Regions from separate parts of the Homo sapiens genome. Here all the other regions are linked to region 1. A link is a contact called in ENCODE Hi-C or POLR2A ChIA-PET data. All regions are on one chromosome and are shown on one strand. Each heading gives the region's core, a stretch centred on a gene start or an enhancer-like site at or near the end of the contact. The rest is flanking DNA. Distances are from core to core; before and after follow the strand shown. Region 1 overlaps PIK3R1 (phosphoinositide-3-kinase regulatory subunit 1). Region 2 has its middle 68 kb from the start of LINC02997. Region 3 has its middle 31 kb from the start of LINC02242. Region 4 has its middle 110 kb from the start of LINC02242. Region 5 holds the start of TILRLS (TCL1A interacting lncRNA, retroperitoneal liposarcoma associated). Region 6 has its middle 83 kb from the start of TILRLS.

Region 1 (2,700 bases), core at 28-2,527:
GGGCATAAAAGGGTGCTCAAGTCAGTCTGTAGGTGGTGGGGGCGGGGTGGAAAGAGGGGATTCCTGTAGGCCTGGATGAATCAGCCACTGATTTCTGATGGTAGCCCCAGCTGCAAAAAAGTAGGAAGCTTTTTTTATGGACAGAACTACAACTCCTTTCTTTCAAGTTTTTCAGCCTTTTCACACTTTTCCATTCTTCAGACTTTGCAAGTTTTTAAACAAAATGTTTGTATTTCCCCAAAGGAAATCACACAGTTGACTGCATTATGAGAGGGAAAGGAGCAAACTCTGTCTCATCTGAGGAGGGGCTCAGATCAGGAGTTGTGTAGGGCCCTCACCCGGTTGGGGGTGGTGGAGCCTTGGCTGTGTGCAGGAGTGACTGTTCTTGGAGATGTTCTGGTTGGATCATGAGTTTGGGCTTGGAAAGCACTGCCTCAAGTTCATCAGCAGGAATGAGGTAGAATTCACTACTTGCTGTCTTAAGACCTTTCTGTCTGCCAAGTGTTTGAGCAATCCCTCACATCTCCCCCTTGAACTAAAGAGCAACAACTGGTCAAGAGCCCAGCAGGGATGAAAAAGGTTGGCCCCTTGCATCCTTCATCTGCTGTTTAGACTAAGGGCCGCATTGTAGACCACTCTCGGCCATGCTGTCCTGAACCCGAGGATCAGCAGAATTACAGGCCCAATTTCAGGCAGACGTGAGCTTGCATCTGATGACAGGCAAGTACCTACATGTGTCTTTCATTACTCCGCTGCCTTAGGAGATGCTGTTTAAGTTGGCAGATATGCTTATTTGAAAGCAAAGCTTGTTGCTGGTGAGATTACTGAATTTACAAAAAAAAAAAAGTGGGGGGATCAGATGCCAAGGGAGAGGGAAGGGAGTGTGTAGCATTTAAAAGTGTGGTGAAGCCATCAAGTTAACAAGAAAAAGTAGAATAAAATGTGGTTCCAATTTGTTGTACTGGGCTCAAGATGATAATATTGCAATAGTAAACTGTAGGGATGTGTGCGTGCAAATGTGATTACATGTGTGCTTGCTTTCTGAATTTCAAAATTGTAGAAGTTATTAGAAGTTCTAATTTTAGTTCCCAATTTAATTTACTCTGATAGTAAATTAGTAATTTTCAAGGGATTTACTGATAATCAGAACAAAGATTTGCAATTTCTAGGACAGATCCCCAATTTTGGGGGTGGGAAGGAGCTACTTTGTATTTCCCTGAAACCTTGAGTTACTGGGGCCGAACATGTAGGGCAGATATTGAATGACCAATCCTAATGCTCTTAGCAACTTTGCTAAGTAAAACCCCGCTGCCATCCAGTGGCAATTGGCTATACGGCATGGTAGCTGTAAAATATGCCCTTTTCTGCCTTTTCTCCCTCAGATTCCACCTTTCTCAGATGCTCCCAGTTTTTTTTCCCAGATGGCACCTGACACAGTACTTGACAGGAAAAATTGACTTTATGTCTGGCTTAGGTAATTCAGGGCAAGTGTGCATTTATTTACCTTGTCTCTTCTCCTAGCAATACTAATTTTTATCTACGTTGCATTTTTATTTTCTCCCCAGATTTGTCATAACACACATACTTTTTCCTTGAATATTTTTGTTACCTTAGCTAAAGAATTAATGCATTGTGGTATTTCTGCTTGTCATAGTTTTACTTTAGAGTAGATTTCGCTTATATCTTTGTATTTATGCTTTGAGCTGTGGTTTACCAATTTCCTAGCATGTTTCATGACACTTATCCTACATTTCAGACAAGGATTTATGTGTCCCATAGGATTCAAGCTGGACTTGGAGAAAGAGCCAGCTAGCAAATGGAATTATTCTGACTTGTGAAAGGTTCCAGCCTTTTAAAACTAGGCTCTGAGAAATAAAAAAACAAATATTCTTGGGAAGAAACTGGGTTTGTGAGTACTTGGCTAGAAATTTTAGGAAAGGAAAGAACATTTCCTCTGGCCTCGGGAGCACATTCAATGTGAAATATTGCTGCCTTTAAAAGAGCCAAACTTAAATTTCTATTTGGATCATTTACTTGACTTAAAAATAAAGGGATCTATTTTTTTTTAAGGTTCAGAACCCTATTTTAAATAAAATGACATTCTAGTAAGTCAGGCAAGATGCCCCCAACATGAGCTATTAATTAAAAACAGCCGGAACTTCTGGAGGTGTTAGCAAGTATCTACTATGAGCTTGGGGATTGGCGAAATCTGGTACAAGTTAGTTCCAGCTGCGCACATTTGCCTTATTACAGTTCTTTATGATAAATTAAATGCATGCTTCATACATCCTTTGGTGTAGTCATATTCTCTCAGCACTTGACTAAGCAGGTGGAAAGCTTATTTAGTCATAGGATGACTGAAAACAATGAACTATAAACCCATGTATATCCACTCCAAGAAAAGAGCTAATAAATGTCATGTTTTTTATTTTCCCGTGGACCCCCTTTTTTTTTTTTTTTTTGTATTTTATAACCTTTCCAGAATCTTGAGTGATTTTTAAATGTTTGCCCTTTGGTCATAAATGCAGCAAGTAAATGTGAGTCTGCACACTCGAATGTTGTATAAATCAGTTGACCAGTCAGTGTTGGAGCAAACTTCTCAGGATTGCTCTGTGAACTCCCTGTTCTCTGGCAGTTGCCAAATACAAAGATAAACCAGGAGAGACTTATTCCCAAGAAAAGAATGATTCTGCATCCTTA
Region 2 (2,700 bases), core at 197-2,696, 530 kb before region 1:
GCCTTATTTCTGAGGGCTCTGTTCTGTTCCATTGATCTATATCTCTGTTTTGGTACCAGTACCATGCTGTTTTGGTTACTGTAGCCTTGTAGTATAGTTTGAAGTCAGGTAGTGTGATGCCTCCAGCTTTGTTCTTTTGGCTTAGGATTGACTTGGCAATGCAGGGTCTTTTTTGGTTCCATGTGAACTTTAAGGTAGTTTTTTCCAATTCTGTGAAGAAAGTCATTGGTAGCTTGATGGGGATAGCATTGAATCTATAAATTACCTTGGGCAGTATGGCCATTTTCACGATATTGATTCTTCCTACCCATGAGCATGGAATGTTCTTCCATTTGTTTGTATCCTCTTTTATTTCATTGAGCAGTGGTTTATAGTTCTCCTTGAAGAGGTCCTTCGCATCCCTTGTAAGTTGGATTCCTAATTTTTCCTAATATTTCTTTAACTACAGTTTGTAAAGCCCTTGGTCTGTCACTGGCACCTTTTTTTTTTTCACTTTATTCAGATTAACCAAAAGATAATGATTCTTTTTTTAACTAATGGTCCTGGATTATCTCTGTCAGTTGGCTGATGAGCTGAGGATGTGAAAAACACTATCCATTAGAATCTGGCTGGTGTCCCCAACAGAACAAAGGTCAGCTCCTGTAATGGAGAGCACATATTGCCATGAGTGATGCTTTCTACCCAGTCTAATCCAATTCCTCCCAGTGGTCAGGCACGTAGAAATCTCCAAAGCTCAGAAGAATCAAAATACTTGTAAAATTCATCTGAGTCAAAGTGACTTGTTCACCAAATGCACAATTTTTCAGTTAAGAGCATTTTTATAAAATGACCCTTCCTTCTAAACTATTTTCAAGCCACAAACTACAGCCTTTTTGTAAAGAAATTAAAATACGCCATCAGAAATTTGAGAAAATACACTCAAAAGCCACTGTCCTTCAAATGTCTGTGATCCCTTTTAAATCTTTGTTAAAGTACATGTCTAAACAGCCTCTATTAAAATAGCGCTCAACAATTCTAATTGCTTTATAATTGTAGAGAAACCACTAACAGCATGCATGTGTTTTCTTTACCAGAGAAGCACACCAGAGTTCAAGAATATAAAATTCTGAGACAAGGGATGTGTGGTAAAAGGAGACTGTGCTTGGGCTTTGTATTATACAGCTCTGCATCATTTCATTTCCAACTAGCACTGCCAGATCTTAGGGTAGAGAATCAAAGCCTTGTTCCCTCATTAGGACAGGCTTCACTGATTGTTTAATGATGCTTTTATTTTTCTTTTATTATCTTTTGCTTCTTTTCATAAAAGATCTTATAGTTTACTGGATTTTAGCAGAAATCCCAGCAATATTATTGTTTCATTTTTCAATATTAAAGAAGATTGCTGCATAAGAAAAGTCATCTCCTGAGATTTGAGTCCTGCTGCCAGTGCCAGTGCCTCTTCACTGAAACATTCATGTTTTCATTTCTGAAACAGCAGCAAATGCTGCGATAAAAATATTCTTCTTCCTTCAGTGGCTGGCAAAAATTTGCCAAGGCAGCTACGAGCTGAGACAAAGTTTTGAAAAGGAAAAGAACATTCAAGAGCCCAAGCATTCTTGAATTTTAATTCTTTGTCAAACGCAAAGTTTCAGAGCAAATAGAAACACCTCCTTAAGGTGTAATTAAGCATTTTCATGGACTTTAATTATCACTTATATCCTGAGGAAGGATAGGGGAGCATGTTTGCAGTTGTACACACTTTCTTTTACCGTCCACAGAACATTATAATCACAACTTAATGATTTAAGGGACACATTAAATCATTAAGAGGGACACATTTGCAATAGAACTGTCTATGTAAAAAATACTGGAGTCTCTGAAATAGCCCTAGCATCTTTAAAATCTATCAAGTAGGCTGGCGCAGTGGCTCATGCCTGTAATCGCAGCACTTTGGGAAGCTGAGGAGCGAGGATCACCTGAGGTTGGGAGTTCGACACCAGCCTGACCAACATGGAGAAACCCCATCTCTACTAAAAGTGCAAAATTAGCCTGGTGCAGTGGTGCACGCCTGTAATCCCGCTACTTGGGAGGCTGAGGCAGGAGAATCGCTTGAACCTGGGAGGTGGAGGTTGTCGTGAGCCAAGATAGTGCCATTGCACTCCAGCCTGGGCAACAAGAGTGAAACTCTGTCTGAAAAAAAAAAAATCTATCAAATAATCAGTGGGAATTTACTACGTGCCCTGAGCCATGCTCATCTCTGTTGATGAAAACATATAATCCTTTGTCCCTGAAGGAAGTGAGGAAACATGACACATATTAAAAATAAGAGAATAATGACAAGTCAAAGAGTCAAAGAGCTGTGTACCCAGAGAGCATTGTTCTGACCCAACTTACTTTTCTTGAATTAGACCCTGGATAGATGCCAGAAGTCTGCTTTGAGAGATTTCTGAGAAACAGCTTGAGTGTAATTCACTACAGTATTTCTTATACAGTTGTTAGAAATCATTTGCCTCAAATAAACAATCTAAAAATCACAGAAATAACAAACAAGGAGATGTTGTGAGATACAGATAAAATTGCTGAGGTTAAAGAAAAGTGAGGATACTCAAGGAAGTTTTCTTGGAAGAGATAAGGCTTGAGCAGTGCCTTTAAAAAAATTAGGTAAGTTACAACCATAAAAAGGGCAGGAGAGGAGTCAAGACTGAAAACATAGTCATTTAT
Region 3 (2,700 bases), core at 16-2,515, 580 kb before region 1:
CTTTAATAACTATGAGAGAAAAGTCTCTGAGAGATTATTACGAATATAGAAACACTTCAAGTCCTACAAATGCATATACATTATACTAACAAGGAAAAGCCTGGATATAGAACTAAAGAGGGTCATTTCACTCTCTCTCCTCTCTCTCTCTCTTTCTCTGTCTTTCATACATTCTCTAAAGCAATAAAAGGTTGTCAGATCAACCAATAAACCTCTAAAACTCCAAAATATGTCTGAAATCACAAAATAATATTCTTTGCATGATGAAATGTACTCTGTCTCTGATTACATAGACCTCAATGTGAGAGTGCCTTGGCCTCTATTATTTAAAGAATACTATGGAAACAAAAACTTTAATACAGTAAATCTGCGGTTGTAAACTGCTATCACATAAATTAAGTCTGGTTTATCAATAGTTTTTGGCCTCAGATATCTATTTTATTAATATTCTGAACAATCTGAATCCCTAGAAACACTGGACTTCCAGGCCTATGTGGGGCATACGCTCATCTTTTCAGCCCTCTCCTTCATGCCACTCTCTTACCACTTCATTTAGGGATTTGAATTAGCAACTCTAGAAACAAATATAAAAATAGCAGTGAGGCAATTAATAAATACAGGCTGGGAGAGGTCAAGAATAAATTATGTTGCTGAATAGCTAACCTTAAAGATATCACTAATAAAAGTAAACTAAAACCTTGCTGTTTGAGGGTTTTTTATGTAAAACAACTAATTTGACCAATTAGCTATACATGTGGTTATAAATTAGGCAATATATTCAGCTAAAGAAAAGCAAGGCCCTCTAGATACCCATGTTGTAGAAGCTGTCACTTAATGACATAAATAAGCTCTACGCCAAACAGAAAATGCAATCATAATTAGTGGTTTTTTTCTAAGTAAAAAAATGCAATAGTCAAAACACTCATAAACAATTATAGACAAGTTCCTTAAAGTTCTGAGATTATTAGCTGGGGCTTATTAACCACAAATACTCAACAAACAGTCACTTGGTAATTATGCTAGGAACACTCTTGTTAACTTAGAACCAATTCTAAGAACTGATGGTGAAAACCAACACAATTAAAATGAAACTAGAGAGCTGTACTGAGGGGGATGAACTCAGGAAACCCAAGCTCTGTTGGATTGTGGAGACTTGAGAGAATCCATGGGGTTAGAACATTCAAAGTAGTCACTTTTGACAGCCTGAGTACAGTTAAGCCATTGGTGTTGTGTGTTGCGGAGGTGGCATCAGGTTTCTGGCAAGCTGCACTGGAATGAAGGAAGCAATACCTCATGACATTTGCCACACCATATGGCAGGTGGAGGTTTTGCAGAATGCCATGCAGTGTCACCTCATCACAGGAACTGTTCTAGTGAGTGTTACTTGATACATGTAGCTTGCGAAGGAGTTCAAATTCCTGTAGATGATTACATTATCCAGAGGAAAAGACAAGGGCTGAGATAACCTGAGAATTCTGGAGGAGCCAAGCCAAGAAAGAAATTCTGTATACAGTGAGAATAAACTAGAAATTAGAGGACCAGCAAAAGTCAGGGGAACAATACTCAATGGATCAATATTTACTGAGCTTTGAATAAAGTGACTAAGGATGTGGGATCTAGGTCAGACTGGTAATTAATGTTACTTCCATTTCTATTGCAATTTTCTCCAAAAAATAAGCATAATTGCTATTTATTATGTACTTATTGTGTGCTAGGTACTGCGCTTTATGCTTTTCCTGCTTTAGGATGCTTAATGAACATTTGCTGACTGAAGGGATGAGTTAATTCTTCCAGCCACCCTGCAAGGATTACAGATGAGAAGTTAAGCATCTTGTTCAAGCTGTGCTACTAACAGACAAAAGAAATAAAATAAAATCTAAGTCTGCCTCACTCCAAATCCCACGAATTTTCTACTGTTGCTTTGGGCATAGCGTTGATAAATGAGCAAAGTTACAAGTCACCAATAACCACTCAACGAGTAGTATCAGAGTAGAATAAGAAAGAGAATGGCTGAAAGAAGTGCAGCAAGAAGAGTCTGAACAATATCTGGGGACATGGAAATGATATGAGGGGCAGTGACTTTGATAGATGGAAGCTTAGAAAGTGAGAATGCTGGACTTGGATTAGGTACTCACCTTCTGATCGCAGACATTAAGAATCTGCTTGTCATGAGGCATGATTTCTTGTAGGATGTAGGCTCAATATCTCTGAATGGTGCTCTCTATAGAATGTTCTATTTCTGGGGCTGGGAAGGTTGGGGGGAATGAATGAAAAGATTGTGCAATATGCGTGCGGTCTCAGATGCAGGTCTTTCTTGACTCTGAATGCTCACATGGTTGTGGCTCCCAAAGTCTGGGGTCTCATTAAAGTATTCTCTCACTTTATGCACATAATGAGTTCACAGGAGGAGGGATTCAAGCAGCCAGCATTTTTCATCTCCTTATCTATCTCTGTGGACTTTCATCTGTAACCAACTATGGGACTTGTAAGCTGGGACGGTGGGGACCCATCTGACATTATGCCTGCAATTCATTACCACCTCCTACGCCCTCCTGGAAGAATTTTCAAACAGTTCTTCCAACAACAATCCAGCTAATATGTATATTCTCCTGGAGTAGTGGCTCTACTTGTCCAGACAACATTATGCTTGCCCCATGCCGGTGTAGACATCTCTGCAGACCATAAAAATTATTGTGTCAA
Region 4 (2,700 bases), core at 114-2,613, 720 kb before region 1:
CTACCTGGCCACAACGGCATGGGGTAATCATTAAGTGAAAACAGGACCATGTGGGTGGTTACTCTAGATGATTTATTCAGGCCTAAGTTGGAGGGGATTGAGCATAACCAATTTTTACTGAGCTTTCTTCACCTTCAAGCATCACTGTACCAGATTACCTGAAATGACTTCCAACAGTACTCTGAACTCACATCTCCACATAACTCTGGCATATTCAGAAATTTAATTTTCTGAACTTTTTTTGTCCAAACAGAAAGAAACGACATGTGATAACTGAAACTGGTTGAGGACTAGGAAACAGAACATTATCAAATGTTTGGTATTGATCTATTCATGCAGATGATCTTGTTTAGGATCATCAATTTATAATCCTGTAACCAAATTGATCATTCTAATAATCACAATAAATACATTGCAGAGAGAGAGAGAGAGAGAGAGACAGAAATATATTACTAAATACTTTTAATAACTCTCAAGACAAAAAGGATAAGATAATTAACCTTTTACAGTAAAACTTGACATTTTGAAAGACTGCATTCCAAACTTAGGACTTTGACTTTTTTCTGTAAGAGTTCAAAGCTCATAAATATATTTCATTCTATGGCAGGTACTAAGTATTTCCCTTGGTTATATATTACATGGAAAAACTTTTCCTAAACCTAAATGTATACACCAGTCTTCTTATGTTTCAGAAATACTGGCAGAGGAAATATGTTTTTAATTTTTTTGAGTGTTCCCAGGAGGCTAAGACCCTTTGACTTCTCATTTCCAATTCCTTGGAAAGAGAAATTGAAGTCAATTCTTTCCAGGAACGAAGGCAGTCTATTTTTAGCCTTCACTGATTAAGACTGTGCTATCTAAGTAGAAATGAATTTGAACTGCCTGTACCTTTTACTCCCGAACAGTACTTATGGGGTTTCCATGATACCAACAGGGTATGTTCTCGAATCTATGCTTGCACAGTAAATTGCCCTTATTTGAGTTCACTGAGGAACACTGTTGGGTCAAGTTAGGTCAAGTTAGGTCAATTTTTCTTTGAATTGTGCTTTTATTTTGTGCTTTTCAAAGGAAATTCAGTTAAAATCAAATCTTCATAAAAATTTCATTTTTCTAAGGTAGATGATGAAATTTGTTCAACTAATAAGGGATCAGATAGATAAGAAAATTTGTTAAGGCGAAAAAGAGAAAACCAGGAAATTATAATTTATGTGGGTAAAGCAAAAAAAAAAAAAAAGCCAGCATCATGACAGTGGCAGATGAGATGCAGGAAGCGAGAAATTATAAATATGGAGGATGGATGCTGCACCATTAAATGGAAGGAGAGGAACAGTGAGGCTCAAATGCAGAGCTTTGTGCAAGTGGGAAATGAAGGGGCAGGAGGCAGACGGAGAGCTCCTTGGAGGAAAGGATTGAAAGTGAAACCATAAACGTACCAGAAATGAGAGGCAGAGAAAGTACCATTATTAAAATAGTGATGTTGCCAGAATTAGAGACTTGGAAGAATAAAAATTATCTGTTTGTAAATTCAGAACTATGTTTGGCCATTTATGCCCATGATTTTAGGAGAAATATAAAGGAGAAACAGCTGTTGTGTAGATTTAAATGACAAAATAGAATTATAGGGAATGAGAAGACCCCAGGAAGGCAAATTATAGGCAATGAGAAGACCCTAGTGAAAAAGACTGCTGCTTTTTCTCCTCCTTGATAGAGGTAGATAGTATTTGAGAAGGGAGAGCAACTTTAGGGGAGCGTAGCCGAGTCAGCAGGAGAAAGGCAGGTAATAGCCAAGGTACTTAGAACAGTACCTGGATTTTCCACATCTGTTGGCTACCTCAAATCTTATTTCTTCCTTTTCTCCTGAGACCCAAAATGCTCTCTCCCTCTCTGCAGGTTCCTTAAACAATGACAACTTTAAAAGACTCCAGATCGCTTTGAAAAAACTTGAAAGCCATCCAGGGTGCACTGTAGGCCTTTGTAGACACCCCATGTGGAGCTAGTCTGAAAACTCTATAGTTTTTCTGTTTGGATTATGTCCTGGGGATGAGCTGCAGGGCCAGCACACACACACACACACACACACACACACACACACACACACACACACACACTCACTTAAAAATTAAAAATGAGCCAGCCCTAACCCATGTGTACTCAGAAGTAAAAAGGTAAGCTCTTTTTGCTGTGAGCTCTTGTAGCCATTGGCCTTGGTATTCATCACTCTGTACCCTGCCTGGCCGTGCTGTGAGCAGAAGGCAGAGGACATAGAGATCAGCTGAATAACTCACTCTTTGCTTCTTAAATGTCAGTTTATAACCCACTGCTTCAGTGGATTTACTGTTTGGATAGAAATTTAACCCACCATGGCTTCACTGGGAATATATTAGAAAGATTCATAGACTCAACCAATTTTGCCTAATTTTTCTCTAGGACTATTAAAATATCATTATCAATTATCTATAGCCAATCTCTAGAGGGAGTTATATTGAAATGACTTTAATAATAACCAATGGGTATAAGCAGCTACTTTTAGAGGATGGGCAGCTTTTATAAAGCTGAATTTAATATTGTATTTTCCCAGGAACAAAGTGGTTAAGAATTGAAGAACTGTGTAAGAGTCATCTGGAGTCACTGGTTTCTTGGAAAGAAATAATCCAAAGTCTTAAGATAATATGAAAATGCAAGAACTTTGAAGGAAAAGAT
Region 5 (2,700 bases), core at 80-2,579, 980 kb before region 1:
CATGGTATGTATGCCTGTGGTTTCAACTACTTGGGAGGTTGAGATGGGAAGATCACCTGAGCCCAGGAGGTTGAGGTTGCAGTGTGACATGATCACACCACTGCACTCCAGCCTGGGCGACAGAGTGCGATCCTGTCTCAAAATAAATAAATAAATAAATAAATAAATAAATAAATAAAGCACTGTTTTTATTCTTTAATTCAGATGTTACTGAAAATCTACTATGTTCCAGGAAGGGTGTAAGGCAGTATGGACACAAGGATAAAGCATGGTCTTTGTTCTCAAGAATCACCTAGTGCAGCAGGCCCCACCAGCACACAATTATGTAGTAGCATATTGGTAGCCACTGGTGTTCACTATGCTTGCATAAGCTTGAACTTGAAGGATGACTAGATGTGGGGGAGCCAGGACGAAGGTCATTTTGGGCTGAGAGAGAAATATGTGCAAAGGCCCGGATGAGGGAGAAATTATGGAATGACCAGGAATTTGAAAGAAATTCATTGTCACTTGAGGGGGAGTGTGAGTCGTATAAGATAACGCAGTGGTATGTCTGCAGGTATGCTTGTTAAACATTTACCAGCATATCCCTGAAGATGAGGTTTGGAAGGTGGACAAAAAACCAGATCATGAAGATGTTGCATGTCATGCTCAGGAGGCTGAGTTTTATCCTGAAAGCCATGGAGAGCTATTGGACCATTTAGGGTAGAGGCACGCTCAGATTTAGGTTTAGAAAGATAACTCAGAGAATGGACAAGATTGGCATCAGGGAGACAAACTGACAGGCAGCTGCGGTGGTCAGGCCAGAGCTATTGAGGGTGGTGGCATTGGGGTGGAGGCAAAACATTCAAGAGATGCTAAGGGTGTATCATCAACAGGGCCCAGTGGCCAAGTTGGATATGCATGGTGATAAAGGGGGAGACCTGGTCTTTTCTGGCTTGGGCAACTGTGGGGATAGCAGACACATGCCTCAAGTTAGAGGATATGGAAAGATAAGCAGGCTATGGGCATGAGGATTATGAGGAGCTCTGTCTAAACTTGTTTTATCTCATATTTGGCATTTACTATATTTTTTGTTGTATTTTGTTACTCATCCTTTTAGGTGGACTCTGATCCTTCTGAGGTCCTGGATCAGATTAACCAACGTGGGTATGCCCCGCACCTTTCACTCATTACCACCCCTCAAAAGGTCACTTTGCCAAACATGAGTACATGGCCCCCACGCTAAGCCTGTGAGCAGCTGCAAGCCATATCATCTGCACAGTTGAGCACGGCAGGAACTTTGAACCAGGACCCAATTTCACCCTGAGGATGTGCTTCTCCTCTGAGGGGAGCAAAGCCCCTGGCTTGACCTGGCTCCCTTCTGGGAGGGAGGACCACGTCTCAATTTGACAGCAGGAGGCTGTAGGTCAGTGGGGTGATGACCTGGCCCTGGGAGACCTGCTCTTTCTCTCAGCAGAACCCCATAAATCCTTCAAAAGGAAGTAAGTAATTCCCTCGGGATCAAGAGAGCCCTCCGCATTCTTGAAATAAATGAAGGCAAAATGTACAGGGATTTCTGAGAAAAGTAAATGTGGTGTGAGCATGATCCCTGGGTGTTACTATGCACAGAAAAGGCTTTTTTTTTTTTTTTTTCCCCTCTCCTGAATGGTGTTCTTTGCTCTCAAGTGAACTCATGCACTGGATTTGGTCCAAGTACATTTTGTTTCTTGATTTCCAGCCAGGCTTCTCTCAGTTGTGATGCATTCTCTTCTTTGCTTCCCTCCTTCCCCAGTCCTGTTCTCTCTTTTTATAATGCTTTCAACTTTTCCATGTGACTGAACCAACACAGAGGAAAACCCACCAGCTTAGGTAGGGCTTCCACAAGAGTGGGGCCAGAGGGACTTCTTTGTGAACGGCCAGCCCCTCACGCAGCCCCGGCCTGCACGGCGAGGTTTGTCTGAGGCAGCTGAAGCAGAAAGCATTTGAACTCTGCCCTCTACCAAATGATTTCCAGATGTGTAAACCCCAGCCTCCCGCTGCACTCTGACTGTAGCCCTGCCAACGTACATCTGCAGATTCCTAGTGCACAGGAAACTTGAAAGAGTATCTTTACAACATCTGCTGTCTTTTCCCAGCTCTCCCTCTCTGCCTTCTCGGACTTTGCCCCGTATTTTATATCCTCTCTTCAACAAATCCATTAGAGAACTGCTGCACAGCCCTTCTTGGCTCACAGATGCCAGCTGTCTGTTTCACCCCAGAGCCTGTTCTTGGCTCTCTCAAGCACCACTAGAATCATTGACCGAAGCACCACTAGAATCATTAAAGAAGCTTATTGGGCTCATGGAGGGGAAAAAAAGGACCAAGTTTTCTCCATTGGATTGGTGCCAGTCTACAAGCTGCAAAGGGAGATTTAGCCATAAGGAGGTCAGAGCAGAGCCCTAAAGATGGAAACACGAGTTTGCATGGAGAGTTTGCCTGCTATACCTGAGAGAAGGTGAGGTCTGCTTATAGGGGGAACTTTTTTCCATGGACATTCAGTTTCTTGGAACAAACAAGGCAGGCTTCTGTAAAATGGGAAGTATTGATGTACAGAATGAGTTCCTTGCCTTCCCCTTCCCTAGGGCATGCTACCCATCAAGCTAAGAGGCCAGAAGAAGATCTTTTTATAATGTAACTCAAAGGAGGGGAGAAAAGAGCCAGAGACCCTTTTAGCATAATGGA
Region 6 (2,700 bases), core at 68-2,567, 900 kb before region 1:
AATGTGAGATGTCAGATAAGTTAATTTGTGTCACTATAGTAACTATTATCTGTATGTATCCCACAACATCATGTTATAAACCTCAAATATACTCAAAAAAATTTACTTAAGAAAGAAGTTGTGAATTTAATTCTTCTCTCCATCCAGTTCCTCTTTTTCTTTTATTTATTTTTTATTTTTCTCTTTCCTTTCTTCAGGGCTGCATGCTCCTTCTCTTTCCTTCTGCCCAGCCCCTTACACACACTAGACCAAGAGAACTGATTTAATTGCTTTGGGCTGGGACCCAGGCATTCTCATTGCTAACTCCCCCCTAGATGATTATGAAATGCATGTCTATTTGAGATATACTGATTTATCATCTTAAAAAAATACTTTATTTTTGAAACAGGCTTATTTCAACACCTAGATTTGCTATATGCAATTAAATTCATAATATTGATTCTTGTTGATGATAACCAACATCTCACATGTAACAAAGCTGATCCTATTCCACACCGCTGCAGAATGTAGCATCCTTGTCACCTGGACTCCTAGGTGAAAGCCTCCCAGCTGGACTCCTTCCCCACAGCCCCTCCTCACACCATGGCCAGTTCTCTAGGTTCTGGAGAACCTGTGGCGCTGGTATCACTGGGAGCTTGAGACGCAGAATTCTAGGCCTTGTCCCAGATCTAGTGAACTCAAATCTGCATTTTAACAAGGGCCCTACCTTCACATTTCTGGGGCAATATTTTAAAACACAGTTCTTTCCAGTGACTCTCTGGGTACCCCCTGTGTTGTGCTCCTTATTTTGTGTGTCTGGAGTCCAGCTCAGGGCTCCCGTGTCTGCTGAGGACAATGGAGGGAGGGACCTGCTTTCCTTCCCAACACTTTGCCCGAATCATTCTGCGGTTTTCAGTCTGCCAGATGGTGGCATGACTTCCTTCATCGTATGAAACTGTGCACCGGTGGGTGGAAATTTTTCCCTGAAGAAGTGAAATTCTGACTAAATTAATTTGCTTTTGGGTCTGCACTGATTTCTGAACATCAGGATAGGTAGCAGGGGTCAGCATGGTCCTGAAATTCTCATTTAGGTTGCCTCGATGGGTATCGCGGCTTGTGTTCCCCATGGAGCACCTTGCATTCTGGGTGTCAGCCTTCTGCTCACAGATGGCCTCTTCAGCACAGCGCTCCGGCCGTGACGGGCCTCTGTTGCTCCTTTCTAGAATATCTTCTTGACAGCCCAGGTTTCATAAATGTCCTCATCGATGAATGGAAGTATCTGTATTCAAAAATGAACATGCCAAAGGCAGCTCGGACTATTTTTCCCCCTGCAGCTTCCTGTCATTTGTGGTGTTCTCTTCATAAACCGCAGGGCTCGGCAGTAACGAGCGGCTGTTTACAGAGCCCTGGCTGTAATTAAGTCAAATTGGGTCTGCTCTCTGAGTATGGTGAGGAAATATACTGACATCCATTATGTACAAGCTGGATGGGGGAAAAACACAATTCTTGTCGGTTTTGATACATGTTCAAGCTGGAGGACATGTGAAGGAAGAAAAACTTTTGTGGATCAAAATAATGTGTTATGTTAGAAGCAGAGCTGCCAAGGAGCTCCTGGCATTGAGGTCAGGAAGAGAAGGGAGGAAAGGCCAGCTATCTAATACTTTCCGTGTGAATGTCCCAGAAATATCTCATCCTAAAAGTTGATATTGCCCTGGATTCTACCCTGATCACTCTTTATCACATAACTCTGTTTTTCTTTTTCATAGAATTGATCACAATCTGAAGTAATCATATTGATTTATTTGGTTACTTACTTATTGTTTGTCTTCTCCTCTAGAAAATTGAAGCTACATGAGAATAGAGACCTTACGTTTCGTGCTGTTGCTATACTTAATGCTTGGTATGGTGACTAGAAAATACTAGGAGCTGTATTAGTTTTCTGTGGCTGCCATAACAAATTACTAAAAACTAGGTGGCCGGAAACAACAGAGATTTGCTCTCTTGCAGTTCAGGAGGCCAGAAGTCCAAAATCAAGGTGCTGGCAGGGTTGGTTCCTTCTGGAGACTCCGAGGCACAATCTGTTCCAGGCCTCCCTTCTAGTCTCTGGTGGTTGCTGCCAATCCATGGGGTTAAATCCTTGGCCTGTAGCTGTATCACTCCAATCTCTGCCTCCACCATCATGTGGCTTATTCCCTGTATGTATCTCTGTGTGTCATCTCCTTTTCTTATAATGACATCAGTCATTGGATTTAGAATCTACCCTACTCCAGTATGACTTCATCTTAACTTAATAATTACATTTGTAAAGACCCTCTATCCAATCAGGTCATATTCTGAGGTTTGAGGTAAACACTATTCAATGCACTATAGATGCTCAACAAACATTTGTTGAATAAATGAGCCATATGAAGTTTCCTGTGAGCTTCGGGGTTTAAGCTCAAGGGCAAATGGAGGACAAAAAAAGGAAGAGGCTACTTTTGGTTCTAAATAATCTAGAGGGCAGCTCAACCTTGTTTGCTGAGTGCAAAAATCCCATTGTTCTCAGAAATACTCTAGTAGGAAGACATTGGGGAGCAGACATTGTTCTTTAACTATGGGAAGGTCGGTGGATTTCTAAGCAGAAGCAGCTATAATGTTAGCAAGGCTCTTGGACTAATCTACTCATGTATAACTGGGGGCTCTGACACTGGACCCAGAGCTGGGGTTCCCCTCAAGCTGTGT

The links. Hi-C counts contacts between places; a loop is a spot of excess contacts on that map. ChIA-PET counts read pairs that join two places held with the same protein, here RNA polymerase II (POLR2A). Pooled maps may share reads with other maps.
Region 2: a pooled map shows a loop between it and region 1 (2.6-fold over the local background). The contact joins two enhancer-like sites. A Hi-C loop is called at or near these places in 2 of 168 maps with a recorded cell type or tissue (endothelial cell of umbilical vein and naive thymus-derived CD4-positive, alpha-beta T cell) and 3 of 50 pooled maps. POLR2A ChIA-PET finds 5 or more read pairs at or near these places in 1 of 52 experiments (A673).
Region 3: a map of left cardiac atrium shows a loop between it and region 1 (4-fold over the local background). The contact joins two enhancer-like sites. A Hi-C loop is called at or near these places in 1 of 168 maps with a recorded cell type or tissue (left cardiac atrium) and 4 of 50 pooled maps. POLR2A ChIA-PET finds 5 or more read pairs at or near these places in 1 of 52 experiments (MCF 10A).
Region 4: a loop to region 1 is called in a map of IMR-90, with 2.8 times the contacts of the local background. The contact joins two enhancer-like sites. A Hi-C loop is called at or near these places in 4 of 168 maps with a recorded cell type or tissue (IMR-90, cardiac septum, posterior vena cava and 1 more), 1 of 37 single-sample maps with no recorded cell type and 4 of 50 pooled maps.
Region 5: a map of transverse colon shows a loop between it and region 1 (4-fold over the local background). The contact joins the promoter of TILRLS here to the enhancer-like site in region 1. A Hi-C loop is called at or near these places in 4 of 168 maps with a recorded cell type or tissue (DLD1, IMR-90, endothelial cell of hepatic sinusoid and 1 more) and 9 of 50 pooled maps. POLR2A ChIA-PET finds 5 or more read pairs at or near these places in 2 of 52 experiments (A549 and MCF 10A).
Region 6: a map of CD8-positive, alpha-beta T cell shows a loop between it and region 1 (2.8-fold over the local background). The contact joins two enhancer-like sites. A Hi-C loop is called at or near these places in 1 of 168 maps with a recorded cell type or tissue (CD8-positive, alpha-beta T cell), 1 of 37 single-sample maps with no recorded cell type and 2 of 50 pooled maps.

The regions. Positions count from the first base shown.
Region 1 is chr5:68,251,539-68,254,238 of GRCh38, forward strand. All of the region lies in intron 2 of PIK3R1 (phosphoinositide-3-kinase regulatory subunit 1), which reads left to right. Among named protein-coding and RNA genes, the nearest start is that of PIK3R1, 37 kb to the left of the region's middle. Within about 2 kb of position 1,278, at least 28 of the 41 ENCODE cell types and tissues checked have a DNase peak (open chromatin) inside an H3K27ac peak, as active enhancers do; they include transverse colon, where a contact is called at or near this core.
Region 2 is chr5:67,723,450-67,726,149 of GRCh38, forward strand. No RefSeq gene overlaps it. Among named protein-coding and RNA genes, the nearest start is that of LINC02997, 68 kb to the right of the region's middle. Within about 2 kb of position 1,447, at least 2 of the 41 ENCODE cell types and tissues checked have a DNase peak (open chromatin) inside an H3K27ac peak, as active enhancers do.
Region 3 is chr5:67,676,511-67,679,210 of GRCh38, forward strand. No RefSeq gene overlaps it. Among named protein-coding and RNA genes, the nearest start is that of LINC02242, 31 kb to the left of the region's middle. Within about 2 kb of position 1,266, at least 2 of the 41 ENCODE cell types and tissues checked have a DNase peak (open chromatin) inside an H3K27ac peak, as active enhancers do.
Region 4 is chr5:67,536,253-67,538,952 of GRCh38, forward strand. No RefSeq gene overlaps it. Among named protein-coding and RNA genes, the nearest start is that of LINC02242, 110 kb to the right of the region's middle. Within about 2 kb of position 1,364, at least 4 of the 41 ENCODE cell types and tissues checked have a DNase peak (open chromatin) inside an H3K27ac peak, as active enhancers do.
Region 5 is chr5:67,266,693-67,269,392 of GRCh38, forward strand. TILRLS (TCL1A interacting lncRNA, retroperitoneal liposarcoma associated) reads left to right here and starts at 1,330. Exons shown (of 3, transcript NR_186086.1): 1 at 1,330-1,481; 2 at 2,601-2,700.
Region 6 is chr5:67,349,519-67,352,218 of GRCh38, forward strand. No RefSeq gene overlaps it. Among named protein-coding and RNA genes, the nearest start is that of TILRLS, 83 kb to the left of the region's middle. Within about 2 kb of position 1,318, at least 3 of the 41 ENCODE cell types and tissues checked have a DNase peak (open chromatin) inside an H3K27ac peak, as active enhancers do.